2 separate regions of the Homo sapiens genome follow, and region 2 is linked to region 1. Evidence: read pairs that join two places in POLR2A ChIA-PET (ENCODE). Cell type or tissue: Caco-2. All regions are shown on one strand. Each heading gives the region's core, and the rest is flanking DNA. Links, peaks and the distances in the headings are about the cores only.

Evidence for each region. ChIA-PET counts read pairs that join two places held together with the same protein. Peaks named below come from ENCODE experiments on the same cell type or tissue, not always from the same donor. Only the 100,000 strongest peaks of a DNase experiment are listed, where the experiment ranks them.
Region 2: POLR2A ChIA-PET joins it to region 1 with 10 read pairs; 4 of 35 experiments call an interaction of 5 or more read pairs at or near these places.

What each region holds. Positions count from the first base shown.
Region 1 is chr2:46,330,474-46,346,703 of GRCh38, reverse strand. The region is part of intron 1 of EPAS1 (endothelial PAS domain protein 1); the gene reads right to left. Among named protein-coding and RNA genes, the nearest start is that of EPAS1, 41 kb to the right of the region's middle. In Caco-2, for the core only: no CTCF peak of the experiment used is centred there; a DNase peak (open chromatin) is centred at 6,463.
Region 2 is chr2:46,395,865-46,412,094 of GRCh38, reverse strand. It overlaps LOC124907762 (a long non-coding RNA gene), which reads left to right. Exons shown (of 2, transcript XR_007086306.1): 1 at 1-2,686; 2 at 5,870-6,361. Among named protein-coding and RNA genes, the nearest start is that of LINC01820, 9.8 kb to the right of the region's middle. RefSeq lists an enhancer at 2,655-3,229. In Caco-2, for the core only: no CTCF peak of the experiment used is centred there; a DNase peak (open chromatin) is centred at 7,676.

The DNA.
Region 1 (16,230 bases), core at 2,033-10,032:
GCTCTGCTTTTGTGTGTGTTGGTGTCTTCACAACCAAAGTCCTCCTCTTGCATTCCCTGTGGAGGCCAGAACAGGGCTTCACATGGGTGGAGTCTGGGCAAAGACTGGCTGATTAAATTAACTACCAATGCCTGGGACCTAGCCCTGGAATATCTGGGGATAGGGGTGAATGTCCAGGGATGGAAAGAGAAGGGTAAGGAAGCTATGATCAGTGGCTCAGATGGCTTTGTCAAGGGCTCTGGAGAACAAGATAAAAAAACTGCTTTAAGGTTCTTTTTCTGCATAAGACACAATCAGAAAAAATTAAGAGTAGTACTGAACCCTAGATCCCGCTTCATACCAGAAAGTGATTTCCACAGTAAAAACTGAAAATGCCATTACAGCCCCAGAACAGTTAGCCAGACACCCAACAGTCTAGAGTACCAACGTGCGTTCTGTCAAGGATTAAAAAGGAGTGGGCACAAACATTTTCTCTCTAAGCCCTGCCAGCATAGGTTGCCAGGCTGTCTCAGCCTCATTCTCCTCTTTGCTGCAGGATGGAACGAAAGATGACACGCACTGAAGCCTGCCTCTTTTAGAAGTCCTAAAGAAATCCTGGACTTTCTTATAAAGTCCATGGCAAGTTCTAGCACGGGCAATATTTAAAAGCCAGAATGTTTAGATTGGAGTTCTAACTTCTCTGCTTGTTAGCTCTGTAAATAAATCATTTAAACTGCTTAGCCTCAGTCTCCTCATCTGTAAAATGGTAACAATAGTGCTTACCCTACAGAGTTAACTGTGAGGACTAAATGTGATAATTTATGTAAAATCTTTAGCACTAAGCCTGTTCCAACTGTAAGCAATCAATGTTAGCTAATACTAATTAAAAAGATGGCCATGAAAAGACAATCATAAGAGTTAAAAAGTTACAAAACAGTACAGGACAATTCTATTTTCACAGAAATGTATTATACATAATACTTCCTATAAATTATATAGGAGAAAGGCTAGATGCATAATAACTATTATTATAGGTATCACAGACATAGTGCTTACAAGGACTGTTTTAAGCAGTACTACCTTGGCTTATTTAAACTCACACAACTGCCCTTGGAAGTAGGCATTATTATTATTATTATTATACCTAATTTACATATGAGGAAACTGCCCCATAGAGGCCAAGTAATTTACCTGTGGCCTCCAGCAGGTAAATGGGGAAGTCGGGCTTTGCACTGGGAAGGTGGGCCCCAGAATCATGGCACTTAACCACCAATGACTGTCCTGTCTCCTTCTACTCAAAAATGTTAGCAGTTGCATGGTAGTGAGGTTAAAGGGAGTTTTTTTGGTTTTTGTTTTGCTTTGTAATGCTTATCTGTATTTTCTTGTGTTTCTATAAATAACCTATATTGCGTATTTAATGAAGAAACAAGTATGTTTTTTATTTTTTTAAAAAGCATCTAAGCCAGGCATGGTAGTATTTGGACCTGTAGTCCCAGATGGGAGAATCACCTGGGCCCAGGAGTTCAAGACCAGCCCGGGCAATATAGTGAGACCCTGTCTCTATAAAAATATAAATAAGATAAAATAAAAAAGCATCCAGCGAAGTTCATAGGTTTCAAGGCCTCAATCCAATCAGCTCTAGCTGGCTCGTTCTGTCCTGCCATCTGAGATCCCAGAGGCTGCTTCTCCTTTTGTTTGGCTTTGCAGCCTGCTATTTGGACAGAAAATCTGTATTTTGGGATTCATGGAATGTGAGCATGCCTCTCAAATCCCTCAAGATTTGGGGCAGAAGCACTGTTTTGATTTTACAACATACTTCATTTAAAAAGACAGACTATCCAGCTCCGTGGATGGATTAAGCATCATATACTCGGATTAAAGGATGAATCGTCCAACAGCTGTTGATGGTCAAGAAGAACCTTCAGAAAAATTGTGAAATGAGTGAAACTATTTTTCTCGTCATGTCTCCCTTCTCTGCTTCCTTTATCTAATCCCTGTTTCCCTCTCTCCCTGACTTCCAACCTTCAGGACACCTACCCCTGCACCCCCCTTTCCCCACCTTCTCAGGACTTGCCCTGATTAGACCTTTAGTGGCAGTTTTTATATTAGTCCCTCCCACGTGCATTTTAATCCTGACCTGATTGTGGAGAAAAAGTTAAAGAATTGCAAGTATTCTGGCACAGGAAAGGAAGATGGGAAGAGGGCAGGATGCTGAAACCGCACACATCATGCCTTTGGATCAGGAGGGTCAGGTGAAAGATGCTGGATTTCATTACTAACCCTTGTGCTCTCCAACAAAAGCATCATCAACACATAACCTCGTCATCAGGGGCCAAGGGAAGCCATCCTGAAGCAAAAGCAATCCCAGCACAGGCTATGGCATTAACGCCAATATCTGCATGCACAAAGCTTCCCTCTGCCATTGGCCCCTTCCTCGAAGAAGAGGCAGAGAGGAAAAGCCAGGTAGGGAAAAGGCAATCTGGAGTCAATGCTCTGACAATGGCATCTGATATATGAGTCTTGCTGTGCTTTTTGTGCCTGGTGCTCTATCAAAAACCTTTCATATATTAGTTCATTATACTCTTCCTAACAACAAAATAAAGTAGGTATTGTTTACACAGTTTAGAGATGTGGAAACTGACGCTCAGAAATAATATGTCATTTGCCCAATGTCACAAAGCCAATGCCTACATAAGCCATTTAAGGGTTTATAGTCAGTGAGCAGACACTTAGAAGTCCGGAAACACACAGGGGATCCCTATCTAATTCCATCCTTGCAACCAAGTGAGGTAGGCAAGACAGGTACTGTCACTGTTCCCCTTTCACAGATCTGGAAACAGACACTTGAGCAGGTAAGTTACTTGCCTAGAGCAACCCAGCTAATCAGTGGCAGAGCTAGGGCTAGAACCCTGCTCTTCCTAGGCGAATACTCTTTTCACTGCTTAACTGTAGGAGATAGTGGCTTTGGCAAGAAATAAAGAAACAGCAACACCTTAGCTTCCAGAAAAAGGAAGATTGAGAATCTTAGGCAGCCTCTTGGTTCAAAAGTCAGGGAGGTGGGATTTCAGCTGAACCTAAAAGGACAAATAATAATGCCTTTACAGAAAGCACTTCTTCTTAACATGTGTTATCTCATTTGATTCTCACAACCCTGAGAGATAGAAACTATCATCTCCATTTAATAGATGAGGATGTGGAGATTTAGAGAGATTAAATAATTTGCTAAAAACATTGTCTCAAACCTAGTTCTTCTGGGTCCAAGATCAAAAGTTTTTCCATTGGCAGCAAGGAGACTATCATTTACTGTACAACTTTGATGTTCCCTGTGCTGTGTTGATACTTTCCCACAACCTGGATGCTCACACATACTTTGGGAAGAAGGGCTAATACTTTTTTAAATACAGTGACAAAAATTTCATGAGGGGAGCCTCATGTCTTTAAGTGTGCACCCATTCACCTTAGGAGAACACCTGGAATGTTAAGAGTAGGACTAAGAACCAGCATCAGAGTTCAGATGGGGTCGGCGGGGGAAGAAGGGACTAAGTGCTGTGGGCCTTAGCAGACACAGGTGCCGGTCACAGTAGTGCTGGGAGGGTGGGGGAATGTTATCAGATGTGGCTCTGCAGTGTTCCATAAAAGCAGCAGGTCCAACCCTGCCACAGTATCTATCTATGCCGCAGGTGGAGAAAAAGGTGTTTCTTTTTGTTTTGGGTTTGTTTTGGGTTTGTTTTTTTTCCCCCTGGACATTTTCATATGCACAAATTTATAGTTACTCTCCCCGAGGTGGAAACTCACATTCTGAAACGTTTGATCCCAGCTAAAGTTAACAACCACTTAAGCACCAGGCAGCCAGTCAAAAGATAAAACAAAACTGAAATGTCCAAAAATTGTCAGCAGAGATATGCTACAGTTCATCCAGGAAAAACCTCTTTGCCCAGAGCTTCGTTATCTTAAAAACATCTTAACTTTTAGGTCATTGCTCCGAGCATGGCTTAGGGATCGCTACTTAGGTCATGAATCTAAGGATGATCTGCTCTTGGTCAAGATGATCTTGGTTCCTGACTTCCATATGAACACAGCCTGGAGTGAGGCCCCAAGATGTCTGTCACCAGTAACACAGAGGGGTTGGCTGCCTAATTAGCTAGACTTTTAGAGTGATTAGGACTCACATGCCTAATGCCTGTGGCCATTCAGGTATCAAAACAATATGCCTATTACCCTATAAGGTTAAATGGCTTAGAAACAGAATGGATTTCAGCAGGTAAAGAGATGACTGAGGCTAATTAAGCCAGCTGGGATCAGTCTATTGGTTGGTGGTGAAATTCCAAGCTGGAGCCAATTTGCAAGAAGCTGAGAATGGAGGAAATAAAGGTCAAATGCAATTGGGAGAGGTCTAGTGACACTTCTATGAGGCTTGTGGCTGCTGTACAGGGGCTGCCTGATAGGAGAAACACACCCAGCTCCAGGTTCCAGAGATGAGAAAGAGTCACTGGTCCCCATACTTAACTGGGGCAGAACCAAAGTCGGTGGTTCTCAGTTTTGCTGCTCACTGGAGTCACCAGAGGAACCTTAAAAAACAGATGCCTGGGCTCTATCCCCAGAGATTCAGATTTAATAGGTCTCAGGTGCAGGCTGGGCAATGGGAGTTTTAAAAGCTCCCCACGTGTAGCCAGGGCTGAGGACCACGGTTCCAAAGCAGCCAGTTTTTAAAGGAAGGATGGATGGGTGGGTGTGTGTGTGGTGGGGGGAGGCAGATGGGGTTGGACTTAAATGTTTTTGGAGATGCAAACAGCTATGTCACCTTTCTCAAAGAGTAGGATGAAAAGGAAACATATTTATTGAGCACTGGGGCCAGATGCATTTAATAAATGGTCTCATTTGATCCTCACTTAAATGATGCAGTGTTATTGGCCCCAGTTTTGCAGAGCCGTGGGTCTCAATTTTAGCTTGCATCAGAATCACCTGGAGGACTTATGAAAACATAGATTTCCAGGCCTGTGATCATGTGTCTATGGAAGACTGACGCCCAGGTCCACTTCCAAAACCTAACCACACTCTTTCCCTCTACCATGCACTGTGTCCATATTCACTGTGTCCAGCAAATTTGAAGTCACCATCATAAGCCAAACAGTCATTTATCTAGGAGTTGGTGTGATCACCACTGTACCAGATGCTATGGCTAATAGGAAGAGGGAGATGAAAATAATGAGACATGTGAAATAGATGCCACACAGAAGGTGGCTACCCTTCAAAGAAGCCACCTTGGGAGAAGCCTATAACTTTATGCTGGTAGGTGGCCATCGCTCTGTCTTTTGGGAAGTCTTTTAGAATTAACTTCAGAGCCACATAAGAAAATCAGTCACAACTCTTCAAAGGACACACCTCATTTCAAACCCCAAACAATATTATCCAGTTTACCCACCCCGTTAGTCACCAGACTTAGCTGTGGATGGATTGTGGTTGTTTGATAGGATAAAATGTGCCCTCAAAAGATAAGACTTTGCCACAATTGAAGGTATTGAAAAGAATGGTCTTGGCTGTGAGGGCCATTCCAAAGGAGTGACAAAAATGTTTGAGATGAAGGCAGTGTTCCAGTGGTCAGTGTTCTAGGTACATTCTGATGTCCAAAGGCTGCAGGGATCAGTAGGGGAATCTATCACAAAGGGAGGAAAGGTATCAATGTTAGATAGTGAAAACAGAAAATAGGCCAGGCACAGTGACTCATGCCTATAATCACAGCACTTTGGGAGACTGAGGCAGGAGGATTGCTTGAGCCCAGGAGTTTGAGACCAGCTGGGCAACACAGCAAGACCCCATCTCTAAAAAAGTTAGAAATTAGCTGGGCACGGTGGCACACACCGGTGGTCCCAGCTACTCAAGAGGCTGAGGCAGGAGGATCCCTTGACCTGGGAGCTCGAGGCTGCAGTGAGCCATGCACCACTGCACTCCAGCTCAGGTGACAGAGTGAGAACCCATCTCAAAGCAAAACAACAAAAAGTTACAAATTCAGAATGGAAAATATTAAATTAGCAAATTCAGGAGGAGCTGGCCAGATCAGACAGACTTTGACAAGAGAAAAAAGGCATTAATATGCTTTAATACACACACCTCTCCTGAGGGGCATGGTCTCTATCCTGAAAGAGACCACAGCCCATCTGGGAGATAAGACTAATAATCCACACTAGTATATCAAAAGTCTACAAGAGGGGACAAAGAAGAGAGAAGACATGAGACTGGAGTGGTTAAAACAGGGACAAATGCTTTCACTTGCCACTTCCCTGAAAGAGGAATCCTGGAAAGCATCTCATACCTCAGCCTCCCAACCTCCGCTCCGCTGGGGCTGAGCCTCCAGCTCTCTGACCTACTCTAACGGTCTGTGTCCCTGGAGCAGAGGGCCTGGACTGCATTCAGCGCTGACAGTAATGTCTGGGGCTCACCCAGCATGGCCCTCTAATGGTCAATTCTGCTTGGGTTGACTGGAGATACTTATCTTCTGGCCTTCTCAGCCCCAGGCAGCCTTGTAGAAAAGAGCAGCAGATTCGATTACTAAGCAGCCCATCTGGGGCTCCAGATAACCCAGCTCCTTACGTAACCGGAGGACACGTGGACTCCCCAGCCCAGCTGGGAAAAGCTGTGTGTACACAGGAATAATCATAATGAACTGTCCCTGTGCTTAGCTTCATCAAGCCCAAGCCTTAGTGGGTGCCAAGGTCTGAATGTTTACGTCCCCTCAAAATACTTATGTTGAAATCCCCACTCCCAATGTGATGGTATCTGAAGGTGGAACCGTTGGGAGGTGATTAACTCATGACAGTGAAGTCCTCATGAATGGGATTAGTGCACTCGCAAAGGAGGCCCAGGGGAACCCTCTCACCCCTTCCACCATGTGGAGACACAGCTATGAACCAGAAAGTGGGCCCTTACCAGACACTGAATCTGCTGGCACCTGGACACTGGACTTCCCAGCATCCAGAACCATGAGAAATGAAACTCTGTTGTTTATAAGCCACTCAGTTTACGGTATCTTGTTGTAGCTGCCCAAATGGGCTAAGACAGTGGGGCATTCTTTATTCTACATATTAGTGAATAATACCACTTTACATTTGGATCACACACTACAGTCTAAAACACTCGTGAGTGAATCTGGAAATCTGTAACTAAATTTGTAAATTTCACACAGTAGGCTAGGAAGAGCAGCTACCATCATTCCCATTTTAGAGATAAGGAAAAACTGAGGTTTAGAAAGGTAATGGGAGTATGTGGAACTGGAACAAAAGCCCCGAGTTCTGGCTTTTTCAAGGCCCTGTGAACAGAGCGCCTGCTGACAAGCAGCACTGGCCATGTGGCACGATTAGAAACAGACCTTCATTATCTGTCCATCATATAACCTAGCTTTTCCCAACACATAATTTCCTTTTTAAAAATGCCGTGGTGAAGATAAGGGTAATGCATATTTAGTATAAGCAACTTCAAAAATACAAAAAGGTATGAAGAAAACGAGCTGAGATCTCATTGGATTTATAAATTAATACTTTGCTCTTTTTACTTAACAGGATATCCCATTAAGAATTCTTTCAAAATATTCATAATAGCCAGCAATATCACATCATGTGGCTGAACCACAATGCATTTTACTATTCCCTTATTGCTTTTCGTTATGGTTTCTAATTTTTAGCTGTTATAAATAATGCCATGACAACTACCTTGGCATCAGGTATTGCTTACTTCTTACAATAAAAGATATGTATCCAGCTTGCTGCCAGCTCCCCGTAGCCACCTCACAGTGACCCCACCCCCACCCCATGAAAGCTGAGTTGGCAGATTTGGCTACACTGGCATCCTCAGGACCACAGCCAGCATTACTGAGCACAAAGCATGGGTCACGGTGCTTCAGAGGGCAGTATCAGAGGGAAGGAAGACAGAACATGCAACAGTCTCAGCCTTGGAACCAGGCTCAGCCTCCTTTTCCCATGGCCAGCTCTCTCTAGGCTGCTTCTCTTCCTCATGCATACGCAGGTCAAAGCATCTGAAGAGAAGACCAGCTGTGCTAAAACTGGTGGCTTCCTTTGACTCTAATCCAGTTCTGAGAAGAGGGCCACCCTTGCTGATGAGCAGGACCTCTTCCCCCACTGTAAAAATAAAGTGTTCTTTCCATCTTTCCCACCCCTCATCTTATCCACTGCAGGGATGTATAGAGAAGACTCGGTGCTGTCTTCACTCATGAAAAAGCAGGGAGAAAGCCAGCGGGTGCAGGAGGCATTTGCGTGGCTCTCCATTGCTCTCTGTGGCCTCTGATGTCTGCCACTGCCCGACCCCTGACACCATGCAGCCTTCAGCTAAGAGACTAATTAACCTCCGCAAGCTGAGATACTGACTATATAACTAGGAAACAACCACATGTGACTCTTTCCAGTTAGTAAAGAACTCTCAGCATATTGCTTCTGTTTAATCCTGAATCAATCTTGCAGAGCAGGTGTATCACTCCCATTTTACACATAAGGAGACAGACCCCAAGGATGTTAGTGGCATGCCCAGCCATCACCCAGTGATGGAGCCAGCACTCAAACCTGGATCATTTGACCCTAAATCCCATATTCTTGATTGTAATTGGGTGACCTTCCCTACAAGGCCAATAAGCAAGTCCCTCAGGTTCAAAAGATTTAGCTGAGCTGGGCATCTTGAGGGTGAAGCCTTCTAGGATACTAAATCTGATGAGCTTTTTGAAACATACACTTGGTCTGGGAAGCAGCAAAGTGAGACACGCTGGCCACCATTTTGCCTGAGGCCAGCCCCTCAGCTGGCACACCAGCCCCCTTGGGATAGTTCTCAGCTTGGAGAAGTCTGTCTTTAAAAGAAAAAGAAAAAAAAAAGGTTTGTGCTTTGCTTGCGGAGTCTACAGCTGCCACAGGTTGTTTCCTTCTCACCAGACTGTTTTCTTTGGTGCCACCTCTCTGGGCTTGAAGGTATTTCCCCACACCCAGGCTGTTACCAGATCTGATTTAGATTTTTTTCCTTAGGGCTTCTACCCATCAGCAGCCTTCTTCCTTTGGATCTCACAAGCTTCCAACAACACCATCTGTGGTTTGGCTCAAACCCTTCTGCCTGTGCTGCCATCCTGTTCCTACAACACTGCCTTCAGCTAAGAAAATTGACAAAGAAATTGCACGGCGGTTGAATCAAGAAGAAAAGGCCTGAGATGTAAAACGGATTCCTCGGCATGAAGCAAACTCCGTGGGGCAAGTGGGGAGCAGTTTCCCGCCCCACTTCAGTCTCTAGGGGGGACTTAGCTACTGCTGCTGCCCCTCCCACTCCCTGCCTGGAATATACTCTCTCCATCTCCCAGGCCTGTCTGAATTAGGCTCATATTTCAAGATCTCCCATGCATCCGTTTCCCTAGGAAAGCCTCACCTGCACTGACTTCTCCTCCAAGTCCCATTTCAGAGGTTACACACGCACGATTTGGCCCTGTGTTGCTCTCCTTGATTTCACTTCTGTGGCTTCTGTCTCCCTAACTAGACCACATACTCTTCAGGGAAAGAACCCCACACCTGTTCTTTTGGTGTCCTCTAAAGCATCAGTAGTACAAAGTGGTACAAACTGGAGACATCGGATAAAAACCACGTCAATGACTTCAGTTCTGTGGATTCCTCAAAGCTGCTCACTGTTCTAGATCTTTCCTAAGAATTCTAACCCGGCTCTTAATTAGAATAGACGGTTTCCATCTGGGAAGAGTCACCCTGCGGACACTCAAGGTGTGTGTGTCTGTTGGTGTTTTGTCACCTCTGTGAATCAAATCTGGGGTCTGAACTAGTGCTGCTGACAGCTGCCTGTGGAGTCACCCAGAGCAGCACTTCCCAACCTTTGCTGTGGCCAGGAATCACCCAGGGATCTTGTTACAGTGCAGGCTCAGTAGGATCTGGGCTGAAGCCTGGGATTCTGCCTTCCTAACAACCCTCAGAGGATGCTGATTCTACTAGTCTGTGACCTCACACTTTGAGTAGAAAGAGACCCAGGAACACGTGCGATCTTGAGACTGAAGATGCCATCTGGCAGGGTTAGTGCTGCCTGCTGCCATCCTAATCTGAGGCACGTAAAGTCCAACAAGTCCAATCTTCTCTCTGGCCAGGAAGAATCCTGTTCTCTTTGTAGCTTTCTTTATGGGATTTTACTAAGCCCTACATTAATGTCCCTCTCCTCCTTCAAGTCTTCCCTACCTGTATCATTTTATTCCTTCCTATTTCTTCAAAACCCACCCCTTAGGACCAGCCCAAGCCCTACTTCTTCCAGCAGTGTCCCTGGCCCCTTAGCAACATTCTCCAGGGTACTTCCTGCCCACACTACTCATAGGCCCTTATTAAAGGCCTCCCTGTCTTGGTGGCTTTTCTATGCAAACGTTCTACTCCTATAACTGTGCTGTAAGTACCAGGGGAAGGGCACAGACACAACATCTTCCACTTTCGTGTATCCTTCAGTGGAACCTGGGCTAGGGCAGACAAACTGGGTAAATATTTGCTGATTGTGAAAGACAATCAAAAATGCCCTTTGCTCTTTTCCTTTCCCTCTCAAGGAGGAAAGAAAAAGTGATCCCAGCTGCCTTGGCCTCCATCCCCAGCCCAGCCTTGCTCCTCTCCCAGGCGCTGCAGCTGGGGCGGCTTAGATTTTATTTCGCTCTCTGCAGCTCCTCTTCCCTTCAGTGAAGAGTTAAAGCATCGGGAAGGCTCCTTCCCACTTGGAAATCTCCATTTCCTCCTGCAGCGTGAACAAGAGAACTCTATGGACAGAGGCCGAGTGAGCCAACTGCGCAGGGAGTGAACTCACTCTGAATGGGGCTGTTCTAACACCCGCCAAGTCAAGTCATTAAGATGCCATCCCCGAGGTGCAGCCCCCAGCGTCACCTCTGGATATCCATATCCTCAAGCCCGCCGGCAGAAAGGATGAATGGTGAGCACAGAGCTGGTGAAAGCAAGCTCTTTCATGAGCAGGGCGTGAGAGGACCTCTCCGGCTCCTCTTAAGGTGGGGGTGGGGCGCTTCGGAGTAGAAGTCGTTCCTCCTCTCTCCCACTGCCTCCTCTACCACACCGAACTAAAATTAACCCTCAAATTTACAGGGAGTTACCCAAAAGATTGCTCCACAAAAGGCAACCAAGAAGGGGGCTGGGTAATAACATTAGAAAAAATATCTGCAATGCCAAAAATAATCACTGTGTCATGAGAAAACAGAGCTGGACTGCCTCAGAGGCCAGCACTGGGTATATACAGGAAGGAGGGGGCAGAAATTCCCCTGGCAGTGTCGTCAAACATTCTGGATGGAAAAAGGCGGGTGGGGGGCGGGGGTGCACATAACCGGGACAGACAGTTGTCAGAACTCTTTTCAAGTACAGAATATGATTTTAAGGGTCAGTTCTCTCTTCTTTATTTCAGACACTTTAATTTCAAAGAAAACATTTGTTTAGACTTTTAATCAGGACTGATGCTTGATCACATGCTAATAGTGAAATATCCTAGGATCTGCCTTACTAATCCCAACATGTTGCCAGAACTTCTGGTTCCTGGAATTTAAAGTATTTCAAAACAGCAAGAGAAGGGGGAGAAAGCACGGGATCCCTCACTCTCCTACCCCCATCCTCATAACCCCTTCTCCCCTCCCTATTAAAAAAAGGAAAGCAAAGAAAGAGGAAAAGTGAAAGAGGAGAGAGCTGGTAGAGAATCTGTCCTGGGCTTCCTTTATAAAGAATCCTGATCTGAGGCCTGTTCACATGGTCACATGTCTAGTATTGTGGGATCTGATTCATGCCACAGCGCGAACACTTGCTTTCCCCCAATTCTGCCCTCTCTTGCTCTGATGAGAAGTGAGATGTCTGCGCACATTTCCATTCCTTTGTAAAGAAGTCATCAAAAGCCACAGGAAATGCTAAAAGTCTTTTCCAAATTTATTATCATGCTCTCAAATAACATTGAGCAATTTGGGAAATAAAACTGTATTTTTCCCCCAGCAATGGCTTATTCCCTCTGCTCATTCAATATATATTAATGATTCTCTCTTCCTACGATGGGGCTGTGAGCAGTAGAATGAAATGTGGAACAACTATGCCTGACCTCAGGGAGCTTGCAGAGAGGTGAAGAGCCAAGTCCTGAAGAATGGGCTGAACAGTCAGGGCTGTAGGAGTTTGGGAGGAGAAAGCCTGCAAGGCTGGAGAAGACAGGGAGAACTCTGCTGGAGGTTGGCTTTGAAAGAAGAGCAGGATACAGGGAGGCAATCAGGATGGCAGAGGGATGACAAAGACACACTGGGAATGGGCAGAGGTGCCAGTGGTCGGGAGACAGGCTAGAGAACAGGGAGCAAGGCATTGAGAATCTGGGTGGGGAGAACGCATTCATTAAACAGACCTTGTTGAGTATCCATAAGGTGCCAAGCACACGAAAGGGCTTTAAACAAAAGGACAGGTAGCTAAAGTCAGATGCCCGGATAATTGCCTAGCCTGTTGTCTGATTAGTGGCTGAGGTGCCAGGTGGTGGGCAGTGCCAGAACCCAACCTCCATGCTCCTCCTGCTGGTCATGCTTTGGCCCTGCTGGACAGCAAGTGTGAGAACCCCTCTTTTCTTGGCACCAAAGCCAAGGAAAATGAAACCCTCTGTTGGAAGCTCTAAATATGGCAGCAATTCCTGGGCTGCCACAGGCTGGAGCCTCAGCTCAGTCCACAGAGACCTCCGCAAGGCATTCTTGCTGAACAGTAACTCATAAATGTTACCCATGGGATGAAAAACAAACTTCACCCAGGGCACACGCCTCCTCTGGCTCTGGTGGTGTTTTATTTATTTCCACAGACCTTAGTCCCCATCTTCTGTTTGTTTCCCTTGCCCCTCACTTTCTTTACCACTGACCAAGAATAAAATTTGAGTCAGATCTTGGGGCAAGGAACAGCTCGCCAGCCCACCACTCTTTCCCCAAAACCATTTTCAGCTTGTCGCTCCCCCATTTTAAAATGAAAATTGCTCCCCACCATCCTCATGATGAAGTCCAAGCTGGACGTGCTCCTTGAGGTCTCCCAGCCCTTTCCAAACTTAGCTCCTACGATCCTGTAGCTCCACGCTTACTCCAGCCAGACCACACTATGCCCTGCCACCCCCAAACTCCGCACCCCTTTCTGCTGCCCAGCCATGTCCCCAGTTGATTTGTTCCACCTGAAGTGCTTCTTCCTTTCTGACCTTCTAAACCCTAAAGTTTGAGAGCCAACATAGGCCTGCCACCTCCACAGAGGCTTTTCTGAGCATCTTACCGAGCCTACACTGGTGTCTCCTCCTCACTCCTGCCTGGAACACTTAGACAATCTGTGCTACTTGACTGCAAGGCACCGTCACCTTGTTAGTCCTAGTTTTAAGGTTCTCTGAGGGCACAGGCAAAATGTCAAACCTCTCATGTATCAAAGTACCTTACTCCAACAATAATAGTGTCATACAGCCCTTTCAGTTATGGTATGGTGAGCTGGCATGAAGATTAAATCAGTCACGGTCCCCCAGCTGTGGGGGTATTGCAGAGTTCCAATGCTTTAGTGCTTCCAGTAGAAAGTGGATTAATAAAGGCGAGTGATGGTGGCTATATTCATCACTAGGTTGCTTAACACCCCATGACTCCTCACTGTCCCCAGGAAACAAATCCCTGTATACTAAGGATGTTTTCACACAGAAGTAGCTGGCTGTGCCCGCTGTCCACATCATGGGTGTGTTTCGTGAGCCAGCTGCTAGTCAGCTCTCACTGACACAGGTGAACAAGTCCGGACAAGGGCAGACCCCTCCCCTCCTGACCCGTCCCATCCTTAAGAGGCCAGGGAGGTTTCTGCCTCAGATCCCACCTCCTCGACACTACAGAACAATCTGTTGCCCAACACCCGTGGCCCAGAGCCCTCACCTCACATGTGTAGGTGCCCTGCTTGGACTCAGATTTCTGGCAGAGGATGCCAGGGCTTGGCCAGGGTTCCACCCTTCTGGTGATATAACATAGAGGTGAGAAAATGGGCCAAGCCCCAGGGGGAAAAAGCCACTAACACAAAAATCCTAAGAAACAAAACAAAAATGAAAACCTAATGACATCCCTAAAGATCAGCAAGTGGGGCTAAAGAACAGCCCACACTTTGGAAAAAACACTGTCCATTAGCCCAAACTTCAAAAAGTCCACTCTACTCTACTCCTCCGCCTTTGACTTCCCTGCAAGACACACATCAGACGAGGAGGGGGTTAACAGAACCCAGCTGCCCCTCTTATCTGGCTAGCCTGCTAATGGCGAATCTCTGCTACTGAGGTCCCGTCAGTGATTTCTGCAAATCACTTTTATTAGAGATAATGTCATCTTTACTTCATTATCCAGCCCAGCAGCCAAAGAGAAAACAAGTTGATACACACACACACACACACACACACACACACACACACACACACGTATTTTTTTTTTTTTTTCTGTGAAACACCAGTTCTGTCCATTAACACTGACAGGTGACAGGGAACTGAAACTCCTGGACCATTCTTATAAGATTTTGGTCAAAACTTGGCACTTAACCCTCTTTTTCCTGGGACAAGCAGAGCACACCCCACAGCCTCTTCCCCAGAGCCTCTAAAGCAATGGTTGGTTTCTGTGCGATGCTCATTGCCCTGGCAGCTGAAGACAGGGCCGCTGGTGACACCATGGCAGGCCGGCCTGCACACTCAGTTCTGTCCAGCAGATAAAACAGTTGTATAACACGCAGGCAGGTGAGTGCAGGAGCACTGCTAATTCTACTTTATGCAAAGCAATAATTAACATGTGAGTCAGCAGCAGAGAAAGACTTTAAGCCCGGGGAAAAAAAAACAGCCTGAAAGTCCTGAAGCCTCAGAGGCAGCGCCGTGTCTGATTAAACGATTTAGAAGATTAGAGTGAGTGTAGGGAGACCTAAGTGGAGGTGGGGTGTGACTGCAGTGGCTCTCCCTGAGTAGTCTCTCAGCTGTGTCCAGGATACTCTGAATTTCGGTGCCGGTTGGTAGAAAGAAAAGGTTCATTTTTCCAGAATCAACTAAGAAGTGGTCTTTTCTGTCTCTCCGCTTAGTTATTTCCCTTAATTATTTTTAAACCTCGGAGCTTTGGCTTCATTGGAGTGACGTCTGATGGCCACAGAGATTCTGACAAATGCATCTGTTCTTTTCCCATGGTGGTCTGCCAAACCCCACAACTCTATGCCACCTAGAGGAAAGATCTAAAGCAGTCAGAGTTCTAAAAGGCCACCCTTACATAGCTAAAACAGTTTTGTTTTGTTTTAATGAAAAAGTACTTCTTGGCATTTTAGCATTTTTGTAAAAAGTATGGCTCCTTGGAATTTAAATCACATCTGGTCTTTGTTTGATGAGCCAGGGCTTTCATTTATTTGACAGTTACTGAGTGTCTACTACATGCCAGGCACTGGGGATAGAGAAGGGAAGACAGATCCCTACCCTCCAGGAACTGACAGCCCAGTCAGGGAGACACACTGAGCAGACCAGGCCAAGCGCATGTGCCATGCAGATGCAGCAGGACTGCCCGGGCTTGAGGACTTGGACACTTACTCTATGACCTGGGGCAAGTTACTTAAGTTTCTCTAAACCTCAGCGTCTATGAGTGCCTGCCTTACAGAGCCTCTGTGAGGAATAAATAATATATACATGTATGCAGAGAACCATGCCTAAGAAATACTACACACTCAATAGTGTTGAGGCCATTGCTACAGAAGTCAGGAGCAAGTGCTCTGGGAGCAAGAAAGATGACATAACCCAAAATGGGGAGGAAAAAAAAAAAGACTCCTCAAGGGTTTCCCCAGTTGTGAATTTAAGGACAAAGGAGAGTTAGCCAGGACAAGGAGGTGGTAAAGGAGTCCCAAAAAGATGGGGCAAAATCAGGCCCCGTGAGGCTATGGTTGTAGGAGGACAGGTCTTGCCAACAGGGGCTGAACTCCAGAACAATGCTTGGGACCATCCCTCCTAAGGTGTCCCAAGGTGCCCTCAGCCGGAAGCAGAATCCTGGTTTAGCTGAACCATGGGGCAACCCTATTGTGGCATTTCTTCTATTTTTGCATTCCTTGTGCTTTGACAATGAGATGATTGTGTGGATATTACAAGAGGTGATTATCTCCATGGGCACTGAGCCTGTTTTAGCGCAAAGACCTTGCTTTGCCAGAGCCAAGACTTCTGAGGTCACAGCTAAGTTGCCAATTCTAGAGAACTTCTGACAAACCTCAAGGCCACTGGGAACCC
Region 2 (16,230 bases), core at 3,258-11,257, 64 kb before region 1:
AGAAGGAGGTTGGGAAGTGTGCTCTGGGGTCTCTCCAGTAGCAGACGCAGGTTCAGCAGAGCTGGAATTGGCCCAAAATAATGAATTTGTCCTCCTGGAACAAAAACAGGGAAAGAACTGAGCTCACTTGGATGTCCCAGGTTGAGACAGGAGAGGTCATTTAGGTCCATTAAGAGCCAGGAGTGTGTCATCTGTCTTATATCATGGGATATAAGAAAGTGGGGATCAGAGGAACAAATCTGATGGTGAGCTCCCTGTAGGTCTACCCAGGTCTACCCAGGCAAGAGGAGACTCGATTCTGGGGAATGTGGGTCATACAGTTTTCTTTTGCAAGAGCATCCTCAGTGTGTCTTTGGGTAACTGTCACCCGCCCGTAATGACATGTTTAGTGTCTGGCTTCTCTCTTAGGACCATACACTCAGTGAGGCAGGGCCTAGGTTGGTCTGGTTCTTAGATGGTTCCCCACTGCCCAGCAAAAGGTCTAGTGGGCCATGACCAGAGAGGTGTGCTATACCTTTGGGGCAGACTGCCTCAGCAAGAGACCTGTTTTTCCTGTGCTCTCTGCTTCCTGTGTGCTGATTTCACTCCTGTCTCACAGTGGCCATGCCCCATTCCTGGGTTGGTGACCCCTGACAGCAGTGAGCATTCTGGTCACTATTACTCATATACCTCACCCAATGTAAATGAATGCATTTAGATGGGATTTTATAGCTCTCTTCTGCATTGGATCAGCATCAGTTGATTACTAATAAGTATTTTCATCTCTGCATGAATGACGGAGTCCTCTTCCTGGTCAGTTAAGGCCAGACTCTGATCATGGTAAATTTGCTAAGAAATGCCAAAGCAGCGTCACCCTCTGAGGTCCCTTGGTGTTACCACCCTTTTGTCAACTCATGTATGATCCCACCTGATTCATTCAGTTCAAAGCTTTAACACGGCTAGAAGCCTCTGAAGGGAGCTATGAAGCATGCCAGCTGGTCATTTGAGCACCAGGGCCCTGGTGCCTGGTTCCAGTTCTCACTTGCCACTTCCCAGCTGTGTGACTTCTGTGAGTTTAGCAACCTCTCTGGGCTCAGTTTTCTTATGGGGATGATAACAGTTAATGGCCTCAGCATAGGTAAGGGATTAAGTGAATAAAGACATATAAGGACTCCACACAGGGCCTGGCACACTGGAAAGGCTCAGCGAGTGTTTGCTCTGATGATTCTCAAGCATTGTTATCTCTTAACTTGCTTTTTAATATTCATCTTTTTCAGCAAGGCCCTGAACCTCCCCTCTTCACCACGTGCATTCATTCATCCATCCCTCTGTCCAACTTCATCTAATGGGGCCAGCGTGGCTACATCAACACAGCTGCCCTTGTGTTTCTGGAACAGTAAGAAGGGTTCTGAGCCCCATGAGAGCAGAAGCAGGCCTATATACCTTCACATCTGTATCCTCAGGGCCTGGATCAGGGCTGGCCCTGAAGAGGTACTCAGGAATGTTTGGTAAAGAAACGTTCTCAGCATTTGTCTTCCCAGCTGACCAGGAAGGTTCCACTTGATCCTGGGCACCCGTTCTGGGTACAGCATAGGCTATTGGCCAACACATGCTCAGCTGTGCCAAAGATGAGAGGAGCAGGGCATGTGCCTCGGGCAGCTCTGGTAGTTTCATTAAGATTCCTGTTTGCTGGGTATGTCGTGGGGAAGCTGATCATGGTGTTCCCACCACCACGGCTAGCTGGGAAAGCCTTGTCTCACCTACCTCCATCTCCTGCTTCCTGGGCACCTGCTTGCGGGAGAGAGAGAGAGCAATTCAGGTATGCCACAAGGGGAACTTACCTGCCTAAATGCAGGTTTGTCAAGAATTCTTGTCCAGCCAGAAAAAATCTTGTCAGGCTGAAGCGAAGTGATACATGATTTTTTTTTTTAAAGTCTGCTTTAAATTTCTCGTGGCTTCCAAAAAAGCGGCTAGCATACTTCCATATGGGATAAACTGGTATTCCATTAGATTAACTCATGCAACATTTTCTGAGAACCTACTGTGCCCCAGGTACCAGAGATGCCACAATGAGTAAAACCTACCCCACCAGGCTGTGCCATGTGGCCAGAAGAGCCCAGATGAGGAGGCTGTGGGTCTCTCCAGTAGCAGGTGTGGGGTCAGGCTCGTGGTCATCTTAGCCTCTTCCAGTCCTGCTTGTCTGGAGTCTGTGTGATGTAGGGGCAAGAGCACTGAGAGGACGTTGAAGGCCCTGGATTCTGTCTCTTGTTTGTCCTTCACCCGCTGAATGTCTGACAAATGGTTTCTTCATCTGTAAATGAGAGAGCCACACTAATTAAAGGTCTGGAAGGGCCCTTGAGGACACACATTCCATGTTCTGTGATCCCCACTTCTCTGTGTGTGTTTTCTCTTTTTTCTCTCAGCACACTGGGGCCAGACACTGCCGCTACATGTGGTGGAACCAAGTGACAGAGGGGGAGTAAGCGGAGGCTGGAATTTCTCCCTCTGTTGGCTCTCCCTGACCACCTGCCTGCTTAGCCTCTCCTCTTCCCCCAGTGAAAGTGCTGCAGCAATCTCGGCCTTTGGCACTCTCCTCAGGAATTTATGAAGCTTGTGATGTGAATGATGGAGCCAGCTAAGCCTCCTCTGCACTGACAGCTCAGCACAATGACCTGTTGGGTGATGAAAGAAATGCCAGGTGCTTCAGGTGAATTGGCTGGGATTGGGTAACTCAGAGAGTTGGCTCCAGAGTGTGTGTGTGTGTGTGTGTGTGTGTGTGTGTGTGTGTGTGTGTATTCATGGGACCTCACTTGAGCCAATGACACACCCAGACGGGACCTGGGCCAGCGGGCGTTGGGCCTGAGGTAAACGCCTGAGTCACTTTTGTCAACAGATCCTAGGCCCTGTCCACATATGGACTGGGAACCATGACTGCGCCTCACAATAGCCCAGCGAGGGCTGGTGTTTTTCCACTTAGAGTTGGTTTTGTTTCCCAAAGCTGAGCCTAATCCTTTTAACCCTTGCCTCTGGACTCCTCTTGGGGAGGAAGGGAACGCTATCCTTGCCTCACCAGCTCAGGTGGTTGTGCAACCAGCTCTAGGCGCGGGAGGAGGGCCAGGCCGCCTGTGTGTGCTCTGTGGGCAGGGCAGGTAGGCAAAAGGCCAAGTTTTAGGGCTGGACTCCTTCCCTGTGGGCTGGGGAGAGGGCTGAGGAAGGCTCCTGCTGGATCCCGGGGTTGGGATGGGTTCCTGGCTGGCTGGACTTCTGCCTACCCATCACCCTCTGTGACAGCCCCTTTCTTCGTGGTCCGGCCTTGCCTTCTTCCTCACTCTCTCACACTCCCTGCCAATCTCAGTCTTATCTCTCCTGTGGCTCGACAGAGAGCTTCCAGCCCAGGCCTCTCTGCCTAGCCCCAGATGCCCAGCCTCTGCCCAGCCCCAGATGCCCAGCCTCTGCCCTCAGGTGTCTCCAAGTCAGCGTGGGGCCCAGAAATGAGGATGCAGGCTCTGAAAACCACATCACAGCTCTGATTCTTACAGGGTTTTCAATCACACTACGCTTCAGTTTTCTCATCTATAGATATGGATAATAGCTGTGCCCTTCTCAAAGGTCCCCCCATGTGGGATTTAAATGAAATAATTCATATAAAGTTCCTAGATCTTGGCCTAGCACCTATTATTTTATTGTCTCTCTTCTCCAGCCCCAAACCTGCTCATGCTGCAGTCTCCCCGGTCCTGGTTTGTGGCTCAGTGGTTCACCCAGGCCACCCTGTGTCCTGCCCGTGCCCATATCTAGTCATCTCTAGGCCGCAGTCCTTGCTGCCTCTGCATTCCTGCGGCCCTGTGTTAGTTTAGGGCCTCTTTCTCTCTTTTCTGTAGTAGTGAGTTCCTAGCTCCTGAGCCAGCTGCATGATGCAGTCCCCAAATCTGATACAATCCTAATACAACGGCCCAATCCGATCATTACAAAAAGGCGGAGGAGCTCGCTATCAACTCCAGAATCAAGTCCACAACCTCCAAGGTGTGCGCAGCCTGGCGAGACCTGGGCTTTGCTCACCCTTCTGGCTTAATTCTCACCACACACTCCCCTGTAGCAGCCATGCCAAACCACGGCCCACGCTTCCGTCTCCTTGCCTTTGTTCGTGCTGTTCCTGCTTTCTGCTTTACACCTTTCCTGTATCCTTCTTTACCTGCTAGATGCCTGCTTTGCCATCAAGACAATAATCTTTTTTAAATTTAAATTTAAATTCTTTTGACTTTTAGGTGTAGGGTACATGTGCACATTTGTTAGGTAAATTGCATGAAAGACAATCTTAAATACATTTACAGACCCAGTAGCCAGACACTGTACTAACTGTGATTTACATGTATTCATATAATCTTTTCAACAACCTCTTGAAGTGGGTACCATTTATAAATGAGGAAACTGAGGCACAGAGAGGTTGGTAAGTTGACCAAGCTCATAGAATTAGTAACTGGCAGAGCCTGGGTGCAAACCCATGCAGCCAGTGCTAGAACCTGCGCCTGACTGCTACGCTATGTCTCAAGCCCCTCGTAGGCACTGCCCTCCCACTGATGCCCACCTGGCCTCCCCAGGCACTGTTTGGTGCCTCCCCTTTGGTGCTGGTGACTACTGTTGCTTTGCCACAACATGTGTTAGTCACAGTGCTTTTTCCGGCGAACCTCTGGAGGGCAAGGACCGTGTTCTGTTCATTCTCACATCCCCATGGCCCACAGTGCTTGGCACCTGGTAGGTGCCCAATAGACGTTTGTTACACCAAAAGAGCTGGTGAATGAAATGTCATCTGTAGGACTTGTCAGAATGCCTTCTTGCTTCCATCAACCTTTGGCCCTCCATTTCCAAGACTTACCTAAGACTTGCCTCCTTCCTGAAGCCTCACCCACCCTCACTCTCTTCCTTTGCTGGAAGCCTCCTCGCTTGCACAAGGCTCATGTGTATATGGTCAATTCTTTTCCCTCCCTCCCTTCCTTCCTTCCTGACAGAGCTTTGTGCTTGTTGCCCAGGCTGGAGTATAGTGACGCGATCTCGGCTCACTGCAACTTCCACCTCCCGGGTTCAAGCGATTCTCCTGCCTCAGCCTGCAGAGTAGCTGGGATTACAGGTGTCTGCCACCACACCTAGCTAATTTTTTGTGTTTTTAGTAGAGACAAGGTTTCACCAGGTTGGCCAAGCTGGTCTCGAACTCCTGATGGTCAGTTCTTGATTAGGTTTGTTGATGGTAGAGGAGCCATACCGTTGCCAGTGGGCTGGGGAAAAGCTCTGGCTCTCTTTTGTTTGGGAGAAGGCAGCTTAGTGAGTCAGATCACACCTTAATGCTCTTGCCCAGCTGGGGGAGGAAGGGAGAGTGCAGAAAGGTGTTGGGGGTAAGGGCAGGAGACACACCAACAGTGCATCCTGTTGGGATGTCCTTCTGTAACCACAGCCCCTTGCTTCCCAATTCAAATGATGAAAAGAGTAACAAGGAATCCAAATGCAGAACAAGTGGCCACCCTGTCCCCATGACTGTAACCAATCCATACACAGGATAAAGGAGATGGACCCAGGAGGGGCATTGTGAGGCTGCTGCTAACTTCCCACAGCATCCAGAGAGCACCTCTCAGTCTGATGGCCCGGATATCAGGGGTGTGGGCAGGAGTGGCAGTGGGGCAGGAGGGAGCTACTGCTGAAGGTCTTGTGCTGGTGCTAGGCCTGGCAAATGGCACACCTGGTTCCACCGAGTCCTGAAAGCCTAGGAGCTGGGGTATCGTGTCCACTACGCAGAGAAGGAAACTGAGTCAGGAATCATTTTACCCATCAAGTGTCCACCCCAGAAAGTCTGGTAACTCTAACGCCAGTCACTGAAAATTTAGGACGTGTCTCTTCGTTTCAGTTTTCTGTTCCACCGAGTGGATGTGTCCCCCGCCTCTGTCTCTCAGCTTCTGGAGGAATTGAAGCCTGTGACATGTTTCGTTCCCAGATGCTTCTTGCAGCCTCTACCCGACACTGCTTATGGAAGCTGAGGCTCAGAGAGGGCTCTGGAATATTTCAGCCGCTTACATGTAGCCATTTTGGTGTGGTTGTGTCAAAATGACTTTGCCCAGATGCAAAACCACTGGTAACTTAAACTTCTTTTTTAAGTAGTATCTCCCAGGGATCTCTGTAAGCCATGTCACCCCCACCTGGTCTCTCCCTTTCCTCTTCCTCAACCCTGCCCTGACCCTGACTTACCCAACCCCTGCTTGATCTTCATGTGATGATGAGGCAGGTGTGGGGAAGAAGAAAGTATTTGCATATTACTTGGTAATTTTTCAGGAGGTAAATGTTGGATGCATGTGCCTGCTGTTGTTTTGGTTTTAGGTGGCATTAAACTGTTCCAACATGGGTCCTGTGCCGGAGTGTTGCAACTTGGGGAGTTCCCTGGGGAGGCGCCTGTCTCCCTGCGTGGCTGGGGCTCCTTGGTCTCAGCATCAGATGGGGCTGGGGTATGAGGGTGGGTGGGAAGTCCGTGTTCTTGATGAGGGGAGAGGTGCTGGGAATCCCACTGGACACAGCTAGGCTCAGTGCACATTGGGCAGGCTACCCCTGGGGTGCAGGTGGGGACCTCAGCAAGTCCCGGAGGGAAAGCACTTAGCTGGGCAATGTGAGCTTTGGACTCCAGTTTTGCCACGTGCTACCTGTGTGACCTTGACCCAGCTCCTTAACCTCTGTGAGGCTGTCTCCTCATTCATGAAAAGGAGGATAATGAACCTTTCTCTTACGTTGGCTGCAAGGGTTAAATGCCTATATGTTGCTAAAGCTATTTGCCCTTCAGTTCTCCTTAGGCCTTGGGCCTATGATATCTCCATACTTATCCCCATTTCCTGATACTTCTTTACCTTCCTCACCTCTGCCCTCCAGGGATTGGCCTGATAGCAGTCAGAAGTCTTCCTTATTTCCAAAAAGGGTTTCTAGAGGAGAGCGGTTGCCTGGGGATAAGGATGGAAGGAGGGAGTAATTACACAAGGACATGAGGAAACATTCTGGGGTGATGGAAATGTTCTCTATCTTAATTGTGGTAATGCTTTTATAGCTGTATATGTATGTCAAAAGTGATTAATTCATACACTTTAAGTGTGTGCAGTTCATTGAATTTCAATTATACCACAATAAATTTTGAGAAAAGATTAAAAAGGTATATTTCAGTTGAGCACAAAGGATGAAAGTACACTTTCATGCTATATTCACATTTCATTAAATTACAAAAGAACATTAAAAAGAAGAGAGGGGATTGTCAATAGTCATCTCAATAGACCACCACAGTTTATCTGCACTGGGCCAGTATGTGCTATAGTAGTAACTCCTGAGCTCTGCAAGGACTGTTTTTGATTATATTCTTCACGCCCAGCCCACATCCTAGTATGTATCACTCGTGCACAAAATTGATGGATGAATAATTGATTGAGTGAATGAATGGATGTAGACATTTAAGAGAAGCGACTGGATTTGAAACCAGCTCTTGTATCCCGAGCCTACTTTGAAGCAGGAGAACTTTATCAGTAGTTGCCTCTTGTTTCTCCCACCTCCAGTCTGCCCAGGGTGCCACCGGGACCTTATGTGGTTGCCTCCTATCCCCACTGCTGTCACCTGCAGCCCTACCCCCGACTTCCCAGAAAACCTGCTTTTGCTGCGCACATCTCCTGGGGCCTTAGCTGCTATCTGATAGCTTCATCTGCACTTAGATGGGAGGGTGGTGGGGCCTGGGTGTGTTTACCTCCCAGGTAATGTGTTTTTCCATTCTGAAGGAATGCAGATCATGGGTACCTCAGTCTTTTCACCTTTGTGATGAAAAGTTGGACCCTATGGCCTCTGAAGCCCTGCCCTCTGGCATCTTATATGCTGTCACGTCTGGACTCCACTGTAAGGCTAGGGCTATGTTTCTGTTTTGATTAACAAGTTTATATTCTGACATGGTGCAAATTGCAAAGGGTACAGGGGATCATCCTCCTTCTACCCTGAGGCTCCATCCCTTAGTGCATGCCAGAGAGACCACCACTCCTGCTAGCTCCTTAAGTGCCCTTTCAGAGATGTCCTAACATATGTAAACCTAGAATGTGACTTCATGGACTTGAGCCAGATTTGGTTGACATTCATTTGTTTGTTTTAAACACTGGTATTTTCTTGTTTAAATGCACCGTGATTTATTCAGACAAGCCTTTAGATGTTTAGGCTTAAAAATGATGTGGCCATGAAAGGATGGAAATCCTTTTATTTGTATCTTTCTGCATATGTGGAAGTATAACTGTAAATATCCTAGGTAGAATTGTTGGTTGAAAGGATATATATAGCGTTTCAATTTGTGTAGATATGACCAATTTGCCTTTCAGAGATATTTACAGTTTATACTTCTAACACATATAGGGTGCCTGTCTCACTACATACTCATCAATAATATTTTATCAAAGTTTTTTTCTATTGATAAAATTTTATAGAGGTATAAAATTCACACAGAAAACCGCAGAAATTGTAAGTATTTGGCTAGATGAATTTTCCCAAAGTGAAACGTATCTATATAATCTTCTAGGTTAGAACTAGACTATTTACAGCATCCTAGAAGCCCTCCTTCTGTCCGTCTTTGTCACAACCCACCCTTTTGCCCAAAGATGACTAATATTTGACTTTTAATGGTCTAGGTTAGTTTTGCCTGTACCGTTACATGAAATTTACACAATTTGTAATCTATCGTTTCTGGTTTCTGACACAGCATATATGAAATTCATCCATGTTCTTACATGTAGCAGTAGTTTGTTCATGTTCATTGCTATAGCATATTCCATTTTATGAGTAGATCATGATTTTTGTCCACTTTTCTAGTGATGGACAGTTGGGTTCTTTTTAGTCTGGAGCCATTGGAAATAATGTTGCTAGGTATGTTCTTAAACCTGTGTTTTGCAGGTCAAATGCACTCGTTTCTCTTGGGTATACACAGGAGTAGAATAACCGGGTAAGAGAGTATGCGTACGTTCAGCTTCCCCCAGTGGTTGTGCCAATTTTCACCTCCACCAGTAATATCTGAGAGCTCCAGTTGCTTCATGGCCTCTCTGGGACTTGGTACTTACGACAATGTTTTTTCAACTTTAGCCATTCTAGTGGGTATGTAAGTGGTTTCTGATTGTGGTTTTAATTTTCATTCTCCTAATGACTCCAGAGTTTAAGCACTACTTTTATCGGCCATAAAAACTTTGTGAAGTAGCTATTTAAGTCTTGTGTTCATTTTTCTACTGGGTCACTTGTCTTTTTTGTTGTTGTTGTTGGGACTAATTTGAGAAGTTCTTTCTATATCCTGGATATGAGTCCTTTGTTAGGTGTAAATATTTCAAATATTATCTCCCATTCTGTGGATCATCTCTTCATATTCAATAAGTCTTGCCTACTGAGGTCATGAAGGCTTTCTCTTATGTTATCTTCTAGAAGTCTAATTTATTTTTCTCATTTTGATCTCTAATTGACCTGGAAATTTTATATTTAGTGTGAGGTAGGAGCCAAGAATAATTTTTTCCCATATGAATATCTTATTGACTTAGTGCATTTATTGAAAAGACTGACCTTTCCTCTTTGCTTTGCGGTGTTACCTTTGTCATGCAGTGTGTCCACATATGAGTAGGTTAATTTCTGGGCTAGTGATAGTTTTTTAATAATGATAACAATGATAGTTTTTTTCTTTTCTATTTGATCTATTCACCGATCCATACACAATACCACACTGTCAAAATTATTGTCATTTTAAAATAATGTTTTGAAATTTATTGTTATTAATTAATGAAGAGACTGGGTCTCACTATGTTGCCCAGGCCGGAGTGCAGTGGGCTGTTCACAGGTACCATAGTGCGCTACAGTCTTGAACTCCTGGACTCAAGCAGTTCTCTCACGTCAGCCTACAGAGTAGCTGGGACAACAGGGTCACACCACCAGGCCCAGCCAATAAAATAAGTTTTGATATCCAGTAGCATTATTATCCAACTTTGTTCTTTTTCAACATTGTTTTGGATACTTTTGGCTGTTAGCATTCCCACATAAATTTTAGAATAAATTTTTGACTATGAACATACATATACATATAAACTACTACTATTCTGATTGGGAATGTTCTTAATATATAGCCAAATTTGAGGAGAACTGACATCTTAGACATACTGACTTTTCCAATCCGTGAACATGGGATTTATTTTGGTATTTTATTTTTCTCCATATTTTCTAAAGTTCTGTATTTAACATTCTTGTATGTCTTTCAGATTTTTTCTTATTTTTAATTGAATTAGTACAATAAAAATGCGCATTTTTATTTTATGTGCAATCATTTTAAAATATACCTTTTCATTTATTTGTTGCTGGAGATAATTGATTTTTGTATATTATCTTTGAATTCAACAATCTTGTTAAATTCACCAATGAACCATAATAATTTATCTGAAAATCCTGTTGCATTTTCTGTATATACAGTCATGTAGACTGTAAATAATAATAGGATTTTTTTCGCTTTCTAATCTTCATACCTTTTTTTTGTTTTATTATATTGGTTAGGTTTTTTAGTACAATATTTGTAATATTGTGAAATATATATTTAGTCTTCATCCCCTTTTCCTGACAGTTCCTAAACCTTTGACATCTCCAGAGTGATGACGAGTGTCTTCTGTATGCTCAGAAGATGACAGGTGGTGGAGAGCCCTTCGATAACTTCAGGGTGGGGACTGGTTGCCAGAAAGACCAAGACATGATTAGAGGGTTAGGACTTTCAGCCCAATCCCCCCAACCTCTGGGGCTGAAGGTTCAGTTGACCACCAATGGCCAATGATTTAATCATGCCTAAGTAATATGGATACTTCATAAAAACCCAAAAGGACTGGATTCAGGGAGCTTCTGAATAGCTGAACACACTGAGGTTCTGGAGGGTGGCACTGCTGAAGAGGGCATGGAAGCTCTGCGTTCCTTCTCCCATACCTTGCCCTATGTATGTCCTTCATTTGGTTGTTCATCTATATCCTTTGTAGTATCCTTTATCATAAATGGGTAAACATAAGTAAAGTGTTTCCCTGAGTCCCGCGAGATGCTGCAGAAAATTATTGAGCCCAACGAGGGGTTTACAGGAATCCCCGATTTATTTCCAGTCCATCAGAAGTATAGGTAGAGCTTATTACTTGTGACTAGCATCTGAAGTCGGGGACAATACTGTGGGACTGAGCCCTCAACCTGTAGGATCTGATACTATCTCCAGGTAGGTAGTGTCGGAATTGTGTTGAATTATAGGACATCCAATTGGTGTCTGCTGGAAAATTGGTTGGTTGGTGTGTCAAAAGTTTTGTGTTGAGTGACTGTGAAAGTAGGGAATAGGAGAAACTGACTTTGTTTTTTTCTATCTCATTTAATGTTGAATAGAAGTGATGATAGTTGACATCCTTGTCTTGTTTCTTTCAGGGGAAAGCTTTTAGATTTCACCATTAAGTATGATGTTTTATACAAGCTTTAAAATAAATATTCTTTATAAGAGTCAGGAAGTTATTCTCTGTGCTTATGTGCTAAGAATTTATTTTAATAAAATAATGCATTTCAAATTTTATCAAATGTATTTTCTACATCTATTGAGATAGGTTTTTTCTTTATTCTGTTAATATGATAAATTATATTGATCCAATTGTTCTTTATTAAACTAAACATGTATCTCTGTAATAAACCCAGATTACTTGGAATGCATTGTCCTTTTCATGTACCACCGGATTTGATTTGATAATAGTTTCTTGAAGATATTTGAATTGAGGCTTGTGAGAGAGATTGGCCTGCAATTTTTTTAAATTGTTGTATGTCTGCCAAGCTTTGATGTCAAGGATATATTGGCCTCACTAATGAGTTCCAAGTGTTCCCTCTTTTTCTATTCTCTAAATGTATTGGAGACAGAATGATATTCCTCACACATTTGGGAGAATTTAGTGGTTATGCCATCTGGGACTGAAGTTTTCTTAGAATGTTTTATTTAAGGACTCACTTTTCAAAGTAAATGTAGAACTATTCATATTTTCTCTATTTTCTAGTGTCAGTCTTGATCAGTTTGATTTTTTTCAAGGAGTTAGTGTATTTCACCTAGTTTTTAATGGCATAAAATTGTTTCAAATATTCTTCTATAATCTTTAATTTTAATTCCTGATATTAGTAATTTGTGCCCATTCTGTCTCTTCCTGATGAATCTTGGTAGGTGTTTATCAATTTTATCAGTTTTTTCAAAGAACTAACTTTGGCTTTGTTGATTTTTCTCTATTTTGTACTTGTTTTCTATTAATAAATTATTAAGTTTTCCTCATTTATTTCTATTTTTCTGTGATGTTCAATTACTGTTTGCTTTCTAGCTGCTTGATGTAAGTACTTACAGCATTGGTTTTCATCCTTTCTTCTTTTCTAATACATCCATTTAAGGCTATAAATTTTCCTTTAAGCATGGCTTTAACTGAATCCCAGAAGCTTTGGTACACCATTTATATTAATACTCAAAATATGTCCTAATTTCCAAAGTAGTATTTTTTGATTCATGGTTATTTAGAAGTGTATTGCTTAAATTCAACACTCGGTGATTCTTAAACCTATGTTTGGTCATTTATTTCTAGTTTAATTTCATTGTGGTCAAGGAATATATGGTGAGTCATTTTAAACCTTTGAAATGTGTTATGGCTTCCTTGGCACTAGCACTATAGTCTAGCACATGGCCAATTTTCGTAAATTCCCCTATATGCATCTAAAAGAATGTTTATTCTGTATTTGGGCACAGAATATGTCAATTAGGTCTTGTTTTTAAATTGTATACTTCAGTCCCTCATATCTTTATTTTAAAATAGAGACGTAATTCACATGCCATATACACCCTTTGAAAGCGTACAATTAGTATTTTAATAAAATTGTGCAACCATTACTACTAATTCTAGAACATTTGCATCACGTCAAAGAGAAACCCTCCTTATTTATCCCTTCAGCCCTTGGCAATCACTAATTTACTAATTAAATTGAGTAATTCTGGACATTGGAGTAATTTACTAATTTACTCCTTGAATTTACTAATTCTGGACATTTCACATGAGTAGAATCATGTAATATGTGGCCTTTGTGTCTGGCACCTTTCATTTATCATAATGGTTTTGAGATTCATTCATATTGTTGCATGTATTAGTACTCCCATGACTTTATATGGCTGAATAATATTCCATTGTATGTCTACACCTCATCTTGTTTATTCATTTATCAGCTGATGGATGTTTAGGTTGTTTCTACTTTTGGGCTATTATGAATAGTGCTGCTGTAAATATTTGTATATAAGTTTTTATGTGAACATATGTTTTCAGTTCTCTTGAGTATATATCTAGGAGTGAAATTGCAGGTCATATGGCAATTCTGTTTAACTCTTTGAGGAACTGCCAGACCGTTCTCCAAAGGACTTTGCATGCCATTTTACATTTCTACTAGCAATGTATGAGTGTTTCTATTTCTCCACATCTTTAGCAACACTTTTTATTGCCCATCTTTTAAATTTTAGTCAGCATAGTGATGTGTGAAGGGGTATCTTATTGTGGTTTTAATTTGCATGTCTGTAATGACATTGAGTGTCTTTTTGATACATTTAATTGGCCATCTGTATATCTTCTTTGGAGGAATATTTGGAGGAATCTTAAATAGAGTTATTTTCCTTTCAGTTGTTGAGGTGTAAGTGTCCTTTATCCATTCTGGATATTAGTCCCTTAGCAGATATATGATTTGTAACTATTTTCTCCCTTTTATTGCTTGTCTTTTCATTTTCTTGATCCTCATTTACTTTTTTTTCTGCTTGTTCTATCAGTTACTGAGCGAGATGTGTTAAAATCTCCTGTTATGATTATAGATTTTCTAGTTTTCCTTGTGGTAGTATTAATTCCTGAGGCTTATTAGGTACATACAAATACAGAATTATGAAACCTCCCTATTGTATTGACCCTTTTATTATTATGAAAAGTCACTCTTTATTTTGGTTAATGCTTCTTCCTCAAAGTCTACCTATTTGATATTAGTATGCTACACCAGCTTTTTTGGAGGGAGTTGTGTTTGCATGGTTTCTTTTTGTCTTTTCACTGTCTCCTGTCTGTATCCTTATTTATAAGGCATATTTCCTGTAAGCAGTCTTTATATATCTTTTAACCTGGTCTGGTAATATTTGTCATTTAATGGAACTATTAATATTTAACCCCACTCATATTATTTAATTACTGATATATTTGTTTTTTTTGAGACACGGTTCTCTGTCACCCAGGCTGGAGTGCAGTGGCATGATCATGGCTCACTGCAGCCTCAACCTCTGGGTCTCAAGCTATCCTCCCACTTCAGTCTCCCGAGTAGCTGGGGCTACAGGCATGCACCACCATGCCCAGCTAATTTTTTAATTTTTTGTAGAGATAGGGTTTCCCTTGTTGCCCAGACTGGTCTCAAACTCTTGGGCTCAAGCAGTCCTCTTGCCTCAGACTCCCAAAGTGCTGGGATTAGAGGCACGAACTACAGCGCCTGGTCAATGACTGATATATTTAGATTGAAAGCTAGCATCTTACTTGGTTTGTACTTATCCAACCTCCCTGTGTTTCTTTTTCTCTCCTTTCTTGCCTTTTTCTGGAATAATCACGTTTTTTTTTTTTTTTTTTTTTTTTTGAGATTTCATTTCCCCGCTCTATTAGCTTGTCATTGTTACATTATTTTACAGTTCTAATGATCGCTCTAGTAATTACAACATGCATCCTTGATTTATTAGCATCTAATATAAATAATTACATTGACCACTTTCTTTCTTTTTCTTTTTTTTTTTTTTGGAGATGGAGTCTTGCTCTGTTGCCAGGCTGGAGTGCAGTGGTGCGATCTTGGCTCACTGCAATCTCTGACTCCCTGGTTCAAGGGATTCTCCTGCCTTGGCCTTCTGAGTAGCTGAGATTACAGGCGCGTGACACCACACCTGGCTAATTTTTTGTATTTTAGTAAAGACGGGTTTTCACCATGTTGTCCAGGATGGTCTTGATCTCCTGACCTCATGATCCGCCTGCCTCGGCCTCCCAAAGTGCTGGGATTACAGGCGTGAGCCATCGCACCCGTCCACATTGACCACTTTCTAGACAAGGCAAAGACTGAAAGCCACTTAACTCCATGTACTTCTTCTCACCTTTTGTGCCATTGTTTTCACATACGTTCATTCCACATTTATTTTAAACCCTACAATTATTAACAGTCAATATTCACTTAGATTTACTCATTTATCTACCTTTTCTTAGCTTTGTATTCCCTCCTGTGTTTTCCTTGCTCTCATCTGGCATAGTTTGAAAAAACATTTATTTAAGTATAGTTTTAGATTTACAGAAAAATTGCAAAAATCATACAAAGAATTACCATATGCCTCACACCCAGTTTTTCTCTATGATTAACATCTTAGTATAGTACATTCCCTATAATTAATGAACCAATATTGATACATCATTATTAACTAAAGCCCGTATTTTACTCACATTTCCTTAGTTTTTACCTAATGTTCTTTTCTTTATTATAGGATCCTGTTTAAGAAAGCACATTCCACCATCCTGGCTAACACGGTGGAACCCCGTCTCTACTAAAAATACAAAAAATTCGCTGAGCGTGGTGCTGGGCACCTGTAGTCCCAGCTACTCGGGAGGCCGAGGCAGGAGAATGGTTGAACCCAAGAGGTGGAGCTTGCAGTGAGCCGAGATCGTGCCACTGCACTCCAGCCTGGGCGACAGAGTGAGACTCTCTCTCAAAAAAAAAAAAAAAAAACAGAGCACATTTCATTTAATTGTCTCTTTAGGCTGCTCTTGACTGAGACAGTTGCTCAAATTTACTTGTTTTTTAAGACCAGCTCTTGTTCTATTACCCAGGCTGAAGTGCAATGGCATAAACACAGCTCACTGCAGCCTCAACTTCCTAGGTTCAAGCCATTCTCCCACCTCAGCTTCCTGAGTAGCTGGGATTACAGACATGTGCCATCATGCCTGGCTAATTTTTAAATTATTTTTGTAGAGACAGGGTCTTGCCATGTTGCCCAGGCTAGTCTTGAACTCCTGGGCTCAAGTGATCCTCCCACCTTGGCCCCACAAAGTGCTGGGATTACAGGCATGAGCCACATGCCCAGCACTTGTTTTCGATGACCTTGACAGTTTTGAGGAGTTCTAATGAGGTTTTTTTGTAGAATGTTCCTCAGTTGGGATTTGTCTGATTCTC